Linked DNA regions of Homo sapiens: regions 1 and 2 are each linked to region 3. Evidence: chromatin contacts called from ENCODE Hi-C or POLR2A ChIA-PET data. All regions are on one chromosome and are shown on one strand. Each heading gives the region's core, a stretch centred on a gene start or an enhancer-like site at or near the end of the contact. The rest is flanking DNA. Distances are from core to core; before and after follow the strand shown.

What was found. Hi-C counts contacts between places; a loop is a spot of excess contacts on that map. ChIA-PET counts read pairs that join two places held with the same protein, here RNA polymerase II (POLR2A). Pooled maps may share reads with other maps.
Region 1: a loop to region 3 is called in a map of naive thymus-derived CD4-positive, alpha-beta T cell, with 2.8 times the contacts of the local background. The contact joins the enhancer-like site here to the promoter of SNX13 in region 3. A Hi-C loop is called at or near these places in 1 of 168 maps with a recorded cell type or tissue (naive thymus-derived CD4-positive, alpha-beta T cell) and 9 of 50 pooled maps. POLR2A ChIA-PET finds 5 or more read pairs at or near these places in 1 of 52 experiments (activated CD4-positive, alpha-beta T cell).
Region 2: a loop to region 3 is called in a map of CD8-positive, alpha-beta T cell, with 11 times the contacts of the local background. The contact joins the promoter of POLR1F here to the promoter of SNX13 in region 3. A Hi-C loop is called at or near these places in 4 of 168 maps with a recorded cell type or tissue (CD4-positive, alpha-beta T cell, CD8-positive, alpha-beta T cell and naive thymus-derived CD4-positive, alpha-beta T cell), 1 of 37 single-sample maps with no recorded cell type and 17 of 50 pooled maps. POLR2A ChIA-PET finds 5 or more read pairs at or near these places in 1 of 52 experiments (T-cell).

What each region holds. Positions count from the first base shown.
Region 1 is chr7:16,920,068-16,923,495 of GRCh38, forward strand. No RefSeq gene overlaps it. Among named protein-coding and RNA genes, the nearest start is that of AGR3, 40 kb to the left of the region's middle. Within about 2 kb of position 2,089, at least 3 of the 41 ENCODE cell types and tissues checked have a DNase peak (open chromatin) inside an H3K27ac peak, as active enhancers do.
Region 2 is chr7:19,707,758-19,711,500 of GRCh38, forward strand. POLR1F (RNA polymerase I subunit F) reads right to left here and starts at 1,280. Exons shown (of 4, transcript NM_001002926.2): 1 at 1,006-1,280. The coding sequence starts at 1,259. RefSeq lists enhancers at 404-1,008, 973-1,042, 1,009-1,611, 1,153-1,432.
Region 3 is chr7:17,938,757-17,942,157 of GRCh38, forward strand. SNX13 (sorting nexin 13) reads right to left here and starts at 1,738. Exons shown (of 26, transcript NM_015132.5): 1 at 1,528-1,738. The coding sequence starts at 1,539.

The DNA.
Region 1 (3,428 bases), core at 839-3,338, 1.0 Mb before region 3:
AAACAGGCCGGGCACGGTGGCTCATGCCTGTAATCCCAGCACTTTGGGAGGCTGAGATGGGAGGATCCCTTGAGGCCAGGAGTTTGAGACCATCCTGTCCAACATGGTGAAACCCCAACTCTATTAAAAATACAACTCTATTAAAAAATTAGCTGGGCGTGGTGGTGGGCGCCTGTAGTCCCAGCTGCTTTGGACACTGAGGCAGAAGAATCGCTTGAACCCGGAAGGTGGAGGTTGCAGTGAGCTGAGATCACGCCATTCCACTCCAGCCTGGGTGACAGAGCACAACTTCTGTCTCAAAAATAAAATAAAATAGAGTTGTAAAAATCAAAACCTACTCTGGTCATCTCAGGTGTGTAGTGATTATTATAAGGCTGCATGGGGAAATATGGAAGCACGAGAACCAATCTTAGCAGTAACGCAGTGGTGTCTCATGAAGAAATGGAACGCACTTTACTATTGTTCAAATGTTCAGCAGTCATTTGAGGGCCCCTGTGCAGGGTTATGGTAGGCACTGGAGCCGTGGAGAAGTGTGGCGGCCTGGTCCCCAGAAATTGGTGTCCCTTACTCCCTCTTCTCCTGACTCCATCCTATTGGCCCCTTAGCTTTTTTCTCCATTTTCCCTTTCTGTCTTTTTTGTACTTCCTGTTCTTTTCCTTATAGTTTTATTGCCTTGTCAATGTCTTGCACTGAAAAGTCTCTGGGAGAGAACCTGATTCCTTTGGTTGGTCACTGTCCTTCTTGAAGTGTCTTCCAAGGCGGACTTTTTGCAACAGGCTTCCTCATAGCCATAGGCCTGTGTGTGTAGCTATAGGGGGTCCAATCAGATGTAGCCAGGCCGATGGACAGCTTATTCATGAGGAACGACTGATCACTGTGCTCAAACAGCAGTGGAAAGCAAGACAGATGTTGAGGGTGTTTCATGGGCTGTCTGCAGTGATATTTCAAACTTTCATACATTTGCAAGAAAGTTGCTACTGCAACAAGTGTTTGCCCCATACTTAGTGGCTACAAACAATACAAATTTCTTGCCTCAAAGTTCTGGACGTAAGAAGCTTGAAATGAGTCTTACAGGGTTAAAATCAGGGTAGTAGGGCATCTGATTCCTTCTGGAGGCTCCAGGGCAGCATCTGTTTCTGGCTCTTCCAGGTTCTAGAGGCTGCTGTGTTCCCCGGATTGTGCTTTCATCACCCAAGTCTCTGCCTCCATCGTCACATTGCCTTCCCCTCTGCCTGACCTTCCTGTATTCCTTTTATAAACACCCCTGTGACTACAGGGCCCCACCTGGGTAATCCAGGACAATCTCCCTATCACCAGATCCTTAACTTACCCACATCAGCAGAGTCCCTATTGCCATGTAAGACCACATCCAGTTCTCGGGATTAGGATGTGGACATCTTCGGGGGAGTTATTATTTAGTCTACCATAGGGCATACTAAAAAGCAAACAAACAAGCAAACAAACAAAAAACCAAATAGCTTAGGTCAAGGGATTTTAGTCTTTAAAGCACTGAATAGAACAATTCAAAGAAGTGAATGTAATTGAAAGTTTCTGCTATTTCTTTTAGCATTTTATTTATCAGACTGTGGTTTGCAAACAGTGTTGTTGCCTTAATGTTAACATTTTGGAAATGAGCCATGAAAGGTCGAACACAGAATAAGTATTGCTTGGCAAAATTAATGAAGTGGATTACTTACAGGAATTAAGCAGTTCTAAAAGCAATTAGGCCACTCCAGGGGTTCTTTCCAGCTTGTGGGTTCATTAATATTTAACAAATCATGCTGCAGGAGGCACAGTGGATTCCTCCAGAGCAGCATACATTAGAAGGCCCTCTCTTTCTGAAAGAGTATGCGGTATTTAGTCTTAGAAATTACCTTCCATAGAGAGTTCATTTCTTAAGCCATTCATTTCCCACATGATTTTCTGTTTTCACCAGATAGGCCCAGTCCCCAGGCCGTGAAGAGATGGGGTCAAATTGTACAGTTGCCCAAGGTGTTAGACTGGTTAGACCTTTTCTAGAGCCAAGCTGTCTTAGAGAAATGGGGTGGGGTGTCTCTACAAGAGAGATTAAAACACATCTTTTTTTTTTCTGTTTGTTTGAAATATTTGCCTAGGGAGTAGGCAGGAAATGTCTTTTACATGAAACACTAGTATTTCTCTAGTGAAGCATTAATTTTTATTTCTGCTTATACATCACCCCATCCCCATTCCCAGGAAGTACAGGACTTCTAACCCAATGTAAATGTTTTTTTTTAAATTATTATTATTATTATTATTTAAACACACACACACACACACACACACACACACACACACACACACTTTCTTTTGTGATCGGTCACATTTCTTCTCATCACACCTTCACCTACTTAGCCCCAAACCTGTTCATGTGGAACTTTCCTTTCCTTTGGGAGGTCGAGGTGGGCAGATCACCTGAGGTCAGGAGTTTGAAATCAGCCTGGCTAACATGATGAAACCCCGTCTCTACTAAAAATATAAAAATTAGCTGGGCATGGTGGTTCGTGCCTATAGTCCCAGCTACTCGGGAGGCTGAGGCAGGGAATTGCTTGAACCAGGGAAGTGGAGGTTGCAGTGAGCCGAGATCACACCACTGCACTCCAGCCTGAGTGACAGAGCGAGACTTGGTCTCAAAAAAAAAAACCAAAAAAAAAAAAAAAAAAAAAAAACCCAAAAAAAAAGAAAGAACTTTCCTTTCTACATGCTCTAATAGGAGAAGTGGTTGGGTATTTGGTCGGGTTCCTAATCCCCATCATGAAAGCAAATGAGGCCTGGTGGCCTCAGCCTGCTAACAATTTGAGCATGCCTCATTGTAAAATCCGCATTTTAAAATCCTTGCTTTGGCTATAATCTATTTCTCCCTAATCAATACAAATCACCCTTTGAAAAACTCTCAGCCCATTCCTCACTTCAGCCCAAAGCTGTCCTAGCTATTTTTTCACTGTATACAGTTTGGTAATAGGGGTCTATCTCACATCTAAGTTCAAATTTCCATTTCTGGTGAAGAAGTCTTTCAGTTTCTATCTTTGCCACTATCTTTTTTGAGATCTCAAATATATTCAGTCAGAGTATAAGTTCAAGGCACTGACTTTCTTCACTCTTTCAGTCTCTGTTTGATAAACATGGCTTTTAACACCTAGCCTGAGAGTGAGCTTGAACCCCACCTCATCTTCCCACCCACTGTAGTTGATAAGCGGTCATGGCAGTGTCATGATAGTTGCCAACATTTGTACTGGAAAGAGGCCTAGAGGAGTGTCTCCAGTGACTGGCTTCCTGGCCATTTAACGTAAGTTTCACTGTTACTGTGCTTTGGGATGTAGTCTTCAGCTCTGCAATGTCAGAAATTTGGCATTATCCTTGAAGCTGGGTTTGAGGGGACTGATTCACAAACAGAACTCATGAAAGACAAA
Region 2 (3,743 bases), core at 30-2,529, 1.8 Mb after region 3:
ACAGAGATTTTATTTTTTGTTTTTGTATCTCAAGTGTTCGGTATGTAATATAAACATACAAGAAGTGTATATTGGTGCTTGGAAGAATCTGCAGATTCTAGACATGGGTGGAGGTCCAGGATCCCTTAAGAAACTGATAAAAACTTCCGATGCAGTGCCCAAGGAACTTCACATAGGAATTCCTGAAGGGCAATCATGAATCCCTAGAGAATCCATTCCCTCTAGTTTTAGAACCCCGCTTTTAAACCAAAGTATAGTCCAGAGGAATACTCAAGCACATGCCCGCGCCCCCCGCCCCACACCTCTGTAATTCTAAGTTTTCAAGTCACTTTTGAATACCGTAATATAAATGCATACGTTTTGGTTTTTTCTCTCCCCAAAGCAACAGGCTCACTAGTTCGACTGAATAAATCTTCTTAAAAACAACAAAATCCCGCTAAACTAATGGCATTTTCATAATCCCCAGATCAGGTCCAAGAGAAGAGAAAATGGGGAAATTACCAGAGCGAAATCCAACAACAAAAAAGGTCCTTCATGTTTTACAAATAGAACGGTTGTACTAATGCTTCGTATGCTATCTTCTATGGAATGAGAATCTACTCAAGCACTGCAAACCAGATTTTTATCGTCAAATGAGAAAGCATCATCCGTAAGGGGATAAATGAAACGTTGAATGCCAAACAGAACTGGGCCTACTAGGTCTCCAGATCCCTGGTCTTTTCCTACCCCTACACCAGGGTTCTGGAGCAAGAATCTCCACTCCCTCCGCCCACACCTGAACTTCATCTTTAAGTTTTCTTCTCTATCTATGAAAGGGACCCTGTATAGATCTTTACCAGAGCGGTACTGGCCTTGAGGGACGGATCGCGACTCTAGAAATCCAGGGGGCTAAGCTCTGGGGGGCAATGCGACCTTTGCCATTTGCCCCTTTCTGCTGCGTCGTCAGCACATCCACCTGCTTTACTTCCCGTGCACAAAAGAAGGAACAGGCAAAGAGATCGGTACCTCTCAGAATAGCGAAGGAGCTCCGCATCAAGCTGTTCTCGAATGCCGGTGCGTTTCCTGTTAAGGTAGCGGGGCGACAGCGCGATGTGCCTTTGGTGCGGCCCGGCCACCAGGCATGAGTAGCGACTGTTCACCAGCGCACAAGCAGCGGCATAAGTCGGCAACTCTAGGCAAGGCAGGACGCCAGCCTGCCCTACCAGAGACCCATCAGAAGCCGCCGCTGGCCGCGGCGCCTCTGAGCAACCTGCAGCCATGCTGCTTGTCAAGGTTCCCACGGCGCGCGCCGTTGACGCAAGCACAATCCCATGTCCCCGGCGCTCGTTTTACGCCATCCACCAACGACCACGCCCCTAGGAATTTCCCCTCTTTTCGCTGCATTACGCAGCCCTGACCAGCAGGGGGAACCGCGTTTTCGCGCTTCGAGAACGGGAGCTTAGAGCCTCGGAAATGCATTGAGCACGCAGGAAAGCCAACCGACTGCTCTTTTAAGGGCAGGCAAATGTGTGTTTTCGCACAGAGGCTTATTGGATTAAGTAGGTAGCTTAAAAATGGGGGTTCTCACTTTGATCATTTCCAGTAGTGAGGTGGGTTTGGTAGAATTTTACAGGCTTGGACTGTACAATAAAAAATCAAAATATTTATGGAGTATATTTTATGCAGTACACGGAATCCTAAGCAGGCCTGATAATTGTAATGCAACGCATCTGAAAACGAACCCACTAGTTCTCTCCTGTCCCGCTTCTCTTCTCATTATGCAACTGCTAAATCAGGGAATCATACAGCCAAGCTGTCAGCCTCGGATCCTCTTTTGTATCCCCAAGTATCAAATCAGCCTGAAGACCTGTATTGCCCAAAGTGGAAATATCATTCTATTTGGACACTATTCTCTTTCCCTGCCGCCAAAACCGCAGGACTCCCTGCCTGTGGAAGCCTAGCTCAATGGTCAGGAGGACACTCTGGGGCAGCCAGATCTTCCCTGAAATACATATGATCGTGTTGTGCCCTGTTTAAGCCCTACATAGGCACCCCATTTTCTCTAGGACAACACAAACTCATGAAAATGGCTTATAAGTTACAAGGCCATTTTGTGATCTGCGTGGGCACACAGCCTCTCTCTTCAGCTTCATTTGTCACACTCCCCACCCTAATATTATCATGCTGCTTGATCTACTTTCAGGTCTCTCTTTGTGCAGTCTCACGCTGTTCCTTCCACCAGGGAATATAATAGCATTTTTCACAAGGGTAAATTCTACTCATGTATGAATTTCTAGCTTAGATTTTACATTCTATACCTTTGCAAAGAGTTTTCAAGCACCCCACTCCTCTTTCTCTATAAGGATTAGGTAGTTACCCATCTATGTTGGTTTTTATGTTAATTTTTTATTAACTGTCTTTGCTTGCCTGTTCCATCAATAGATTCCTACACTCACTAAAGTGGGGACCATAATATCTGTATTGTTCACTACAGTAGCCCCCCACAATTTATCCCTCCTCCAAAGAAACGAAACCAAGAAAAACCCAACCAATACATCTTGAATGAATAACCTGATAGTGAGTTAATAAATAATAAGTGATAAAGAGCTCACAGCCTAAGTGGAAGTGGGATCTAAACATAAACATATAACAGGTTATGCTGGATAAGTGCCAAGAGAAATGTATAGCAGTGATGTGAGTATTAACATACTCCCTCATCTCCTAAATACTGCAAAAAGCCTCTTAGCCTCTCTAAACCTGATTTCTGACTTGTAAAATACGAAAAATAATACTTGCCCTGCTACCTTAGAGAGATGATAGGAGGGTCAAACAAGATAAATAAAAGGCATTTTCTTTAATATTCCTTAAATAACTGCAAACTCAGCATGAGATGATAGTGGGATGAGACTGCCCCCAAAACCTAATAGTAGACACTTTTAAGTCCATAAATGGGAAACATAATGGCTTTTACCTTCATTTTGTTGCAAAGTCCTGTGATACCCCTGTGCAGGACCCTTTTGTTCAATGTGCTCAAACTTGGCTAAACAATGAAGTCACCTAAGGTGAGGAGCTTTAAGAACTCCTGATGCCCGGATGACATCACAGATCAATTCAATCAAAACCTCTCCAGGTGACTACACCTTACAGTCAAGATGGATCTAGACTGGCTGTAAGTGATTTGAATGAAAACAATTTGGCCAAGAAAGAATTTAGTAAAAAACAAGCTGGACATCATGACAATTTGATCAAAACAAAACGTTACCTGAAATCAAATATTCCAGTAATAATCTTTCACAACTAGTAAATGTAGTGCACCCATGCAGTAGTTTTGTAACCCTAGGTATGTCCAGTTGCAGTTAGAAGTTTGCTTGTTTAAATTTTGAAACTGATTTTCTCATTTTCAGTTTTAAAAATTCTGACTTGATCATTAGCTGCTATCCATGCTCTGCATGATTTGAGAGCGAACAAGGTGATTCTGCCTGCATGCCAGTGTTCACCATTGTGGGGTTACTTTACAAATTAACCTGCTCCACCTTCGACACAGGGAAGAAAACAGAAATAACCATGAGTTCCTCCTACCTACCCTACCCTGCAGACATATACAAAGTTTATTTGTTCAAAGACCTGTAGTTGAACTGAACCATTTTATTTTTCTCTAAAATTTGTCCAAGTTCCACAAAAAGTAAGGCATTGGTGGTCCCTGTCTCATGAAAAGCTCTGTCAAGTCAAAGGCAATGTGCTGAGAAGATCTTCATTCTACAAGG
Region 3 (3,401 bases), core at 488-2,987:
TAACATAAGCTAAGTTTAAGGAAAAGATCATATCATATAATATTACACATTAGAGACAACACTAAACACTTATTATAAGGCTAACTGTTCCCACTAAAATATCACACTTAAGGTAAAAATGAAACTTCTGCTACTTATAACTCTTTTTTCTAATCTATTACTGCTAATCACAACACAAACTTATGCTATAACCATAATCTCAATTAACTCCAAGAATGAAAAATCTGTAGAATTTAGAAATATAAAATGAACTTCAAACAACTAAAAATACGTACTGTAGAAGTTACAATCAACCAGTAAGTATTTATCATATGCCAGGCTCTGTGCTTAGATTAAGTACAAACAGCAAAGTATAAAGTTCCTCAAAGTTAGTCACGTTCCAAGGACCTGAAATTTCAGGCAAGTACGTGCTTTACCATCACTTTTCACAAAATAAAAGCCACTCACCTACAAATGTTTGTATTTCCTTTTTGGCCCATGTAGGAATACTTCCCATTGCCCACTAAAACTGTTTCCTATTCAGTTCAGCCCATAAAAATGCCCAATCCGGTCAGTTCCTCACGTCAGGATCCTCACAGTACTTAAAGTGAAAGGCTTCGAAAAAGGTATTTCATCAAATCACAAGGTTCAGTATTTTATGTTCAGTGACACCTACACCTGCAGATACTACAACACATAACTGGGCTAACCTGGGTCAAGTACCTAGTTGCACCGATTTAGTTCTTCCCCTTAAAGTGTTGCTAGTAAAGGCAAACTCTACTTCTTCAAAAAGTCGGCTTTTTGCAATGCCCATTAGGCACTAGAAAAGGGAAATTGATTGGTTCGTCATAGTTGCCCTACTTCCATTTCAGGTCCAAAGAAAAAAACTATTCCATAGGGAGTAACAAGGGGGCCACACGCAAATCAAGGTGGCAGATGCTAAACTGAACTTTGTGATGACCACGATTTAACCGAAAAGGTGATGGATGTGGGGGAGGGGGATGACCCAACTGAGCCATACATGTGCAGCTTGAGATAAAAAAGTCCACTTCATGAAGCAGTCAAAGTAGAGGGTGGGAAACAAACCGGTCGGGCCGAGCAACAACCCCAGGGTGCTGACCGAGCTCGGAGGCGGAGGGCCCTGGAGCCCAGGGACCAGAGAAAGGAGACCTAGGGCAAACCATAGGATCACAAGAACCAGCAGTAACGTGGAAAGGCCAACGCTGCCACAGAGTAGCGTGTAAGGGGACACGAAGAAGGGAGCGATGAGTTAGAAGGGAGTGACAGCAGGAGGGAGACCAGTGCCAGGGGCGAGTGGCAAGTGGCAACTGCGAAAGGCGAGGCACTGGCAGCCGGAGGTGGTGGGACTCTGTTGAGTCAGCACAGCTCCTACTCTGAGGGCACTTGTAGGATCCCCGCTGCTCCTCGGGCCCTGGAGCCCACGGCGAAGGGTCAGGCCCACCTTCCGTACAGATGATGTTCTCTGACGGGCTGGCGCCGGCCCCTTCCCCATTTCACAGGTAAACACTGGCCACCGTCGCCGCTTACCTCAGTTAACATTATTACACCCCGGGGAAGTGAGGTCCTCCCTAGCCTCGCCTCATGGCAACAGCCGTAGCAGCAGCGAAAACTGCTCGGGCCGCCGCCAACGGCGGCAACTGCTCCTTCAGTCTTCTCCCGGGCGGCGGTTTTACTCGGCTTCGCTGGCCTCCCCTCGGCCCGGTCGCTCGCGACGGACGCGCCGCCATCTTGGAAGAGCGACGTCCGCGTCTCGCTGCAACGTGCGTTCCCATTGGCGGGCGCAGGGGCTGCTGGCGTCTCGTGACCGTCTCCATAGCGCCGGCGCGCGGAGAAGCGGAGGTAGGCTGTCGGCAGTCGGCTTGGCGCTGACTTGTAGGACCCCGGGACCGGGCGCCTGGGCCAACTTGGGACCGCTGGGAGTGCAGAGGGGCCCCAGCGCCCGAGCCTTCCGGGAATGGACGTGCGCGCCCTTGGGGCCGGCGCATCATCCACCGCCCACTAGCGTTGGCCCGCCCTGGGGAGAGGAGAAAATGCCAGAGGCCGACACTTGACTGATGGCGCTGCGGACCTCGCTGGTCTTGGGGACAAGGCGGCAGATTTCCTTTAGAAAAACTTCCCTCTCGCGTCTCCCTGGCCCCGCGGCGACCGAAGAGTTGGGGTTCGGCTTTCTTCTCCTGGGATTTAAGTGTTATTTGAAACAGCTCCCTGCGCGGCCCTTTTCTCCTAAACTTTGACAGAAACTTCCCTTTGTCCCTACCAATCCTCAGTGAGTTCTTTACAGGGGTCCGAGACAGGTTGTAGATATGATGCGGCTTATCGGCTTTACCCCGATCCTAGCGGAGTTAGGACTTGCTGATGTAATTGGCCAGCACCTGCCTAACAATGAAGGTTTAGTTATGCTACAAGTAATGCACCTCTAAAAAAACGTAAAACAGGCTTTACGTTTTACCTGCTATCTCCACAGGTTTACTAGCTGCTTAATACAATATGCTTGTATATCAAGGTGAGCAAATTTCAGCAAATGTCATTGTAAATAGTCCCAACTTAAATGGAATTGAACTCTGGAACTCAATGTGCATAGAAGTCCCTGAGACTGACGCCATTCTAGATCTACCACTAGATGGTTTGCGATGTACGGAATTAAAGGCAGTCACTTCTACCTGAATTGTGATGAAAGTAGTTTACCTGAACATGCTGGGAAAGTGTGCTACCCTGTTTTGTATTAGAAACCAGTTTCCAAGTAAATTGAAAAGCAAATTTTCAGACTTGACATTAAAAACACCTCCATGTCATTCTTACAAGAGGTACAAAAGCATTTTAGAAAACTAAAGCCAGGAGTTTCTTCCCTTTTACCAGAATCTTTTCCCTCCATTTAACAATAGTACTGTTGTGCTAAATGAAATTTACTTAATGTATTACTCTTACAGTCTCAAAACAATAAGGGCATTGCAAACCTTGTATTATCTCTATCGTGTCAAGGAAACAAAACGGTTCATTTAAGCAGTCATGCAAAAAATTCAAGAAAAACTGATTTTGCTCAATTCAACTAATTGAAGCAAAGTAGTTTTTCTTGTTGTTTTAATCTGCATTTTGTACATCATTTCCACATTGCTGGACCAGCAAAATTCTGACCTCTGCAATACAATAAAATGTGTTACTGGTATTGACAGATGAAGCCACAAATAGAAAATGAGCATGGAAATCCTACCTGGACTGAGGTATCAAAGGATACCAAGAGATACTAGAGACAACAAGGAACCTGGAAAAAGATAGTGTTCCAACCTGTAAATAAGAAAACAGAGAAGGAGGTTCATTAATATTTAAGATACCAGCTAGTAAATTAAAACAGCAATGTAGTTGTCTGGCTTGAGTATTCAGTTTTATTTACTACATCTTTTTAT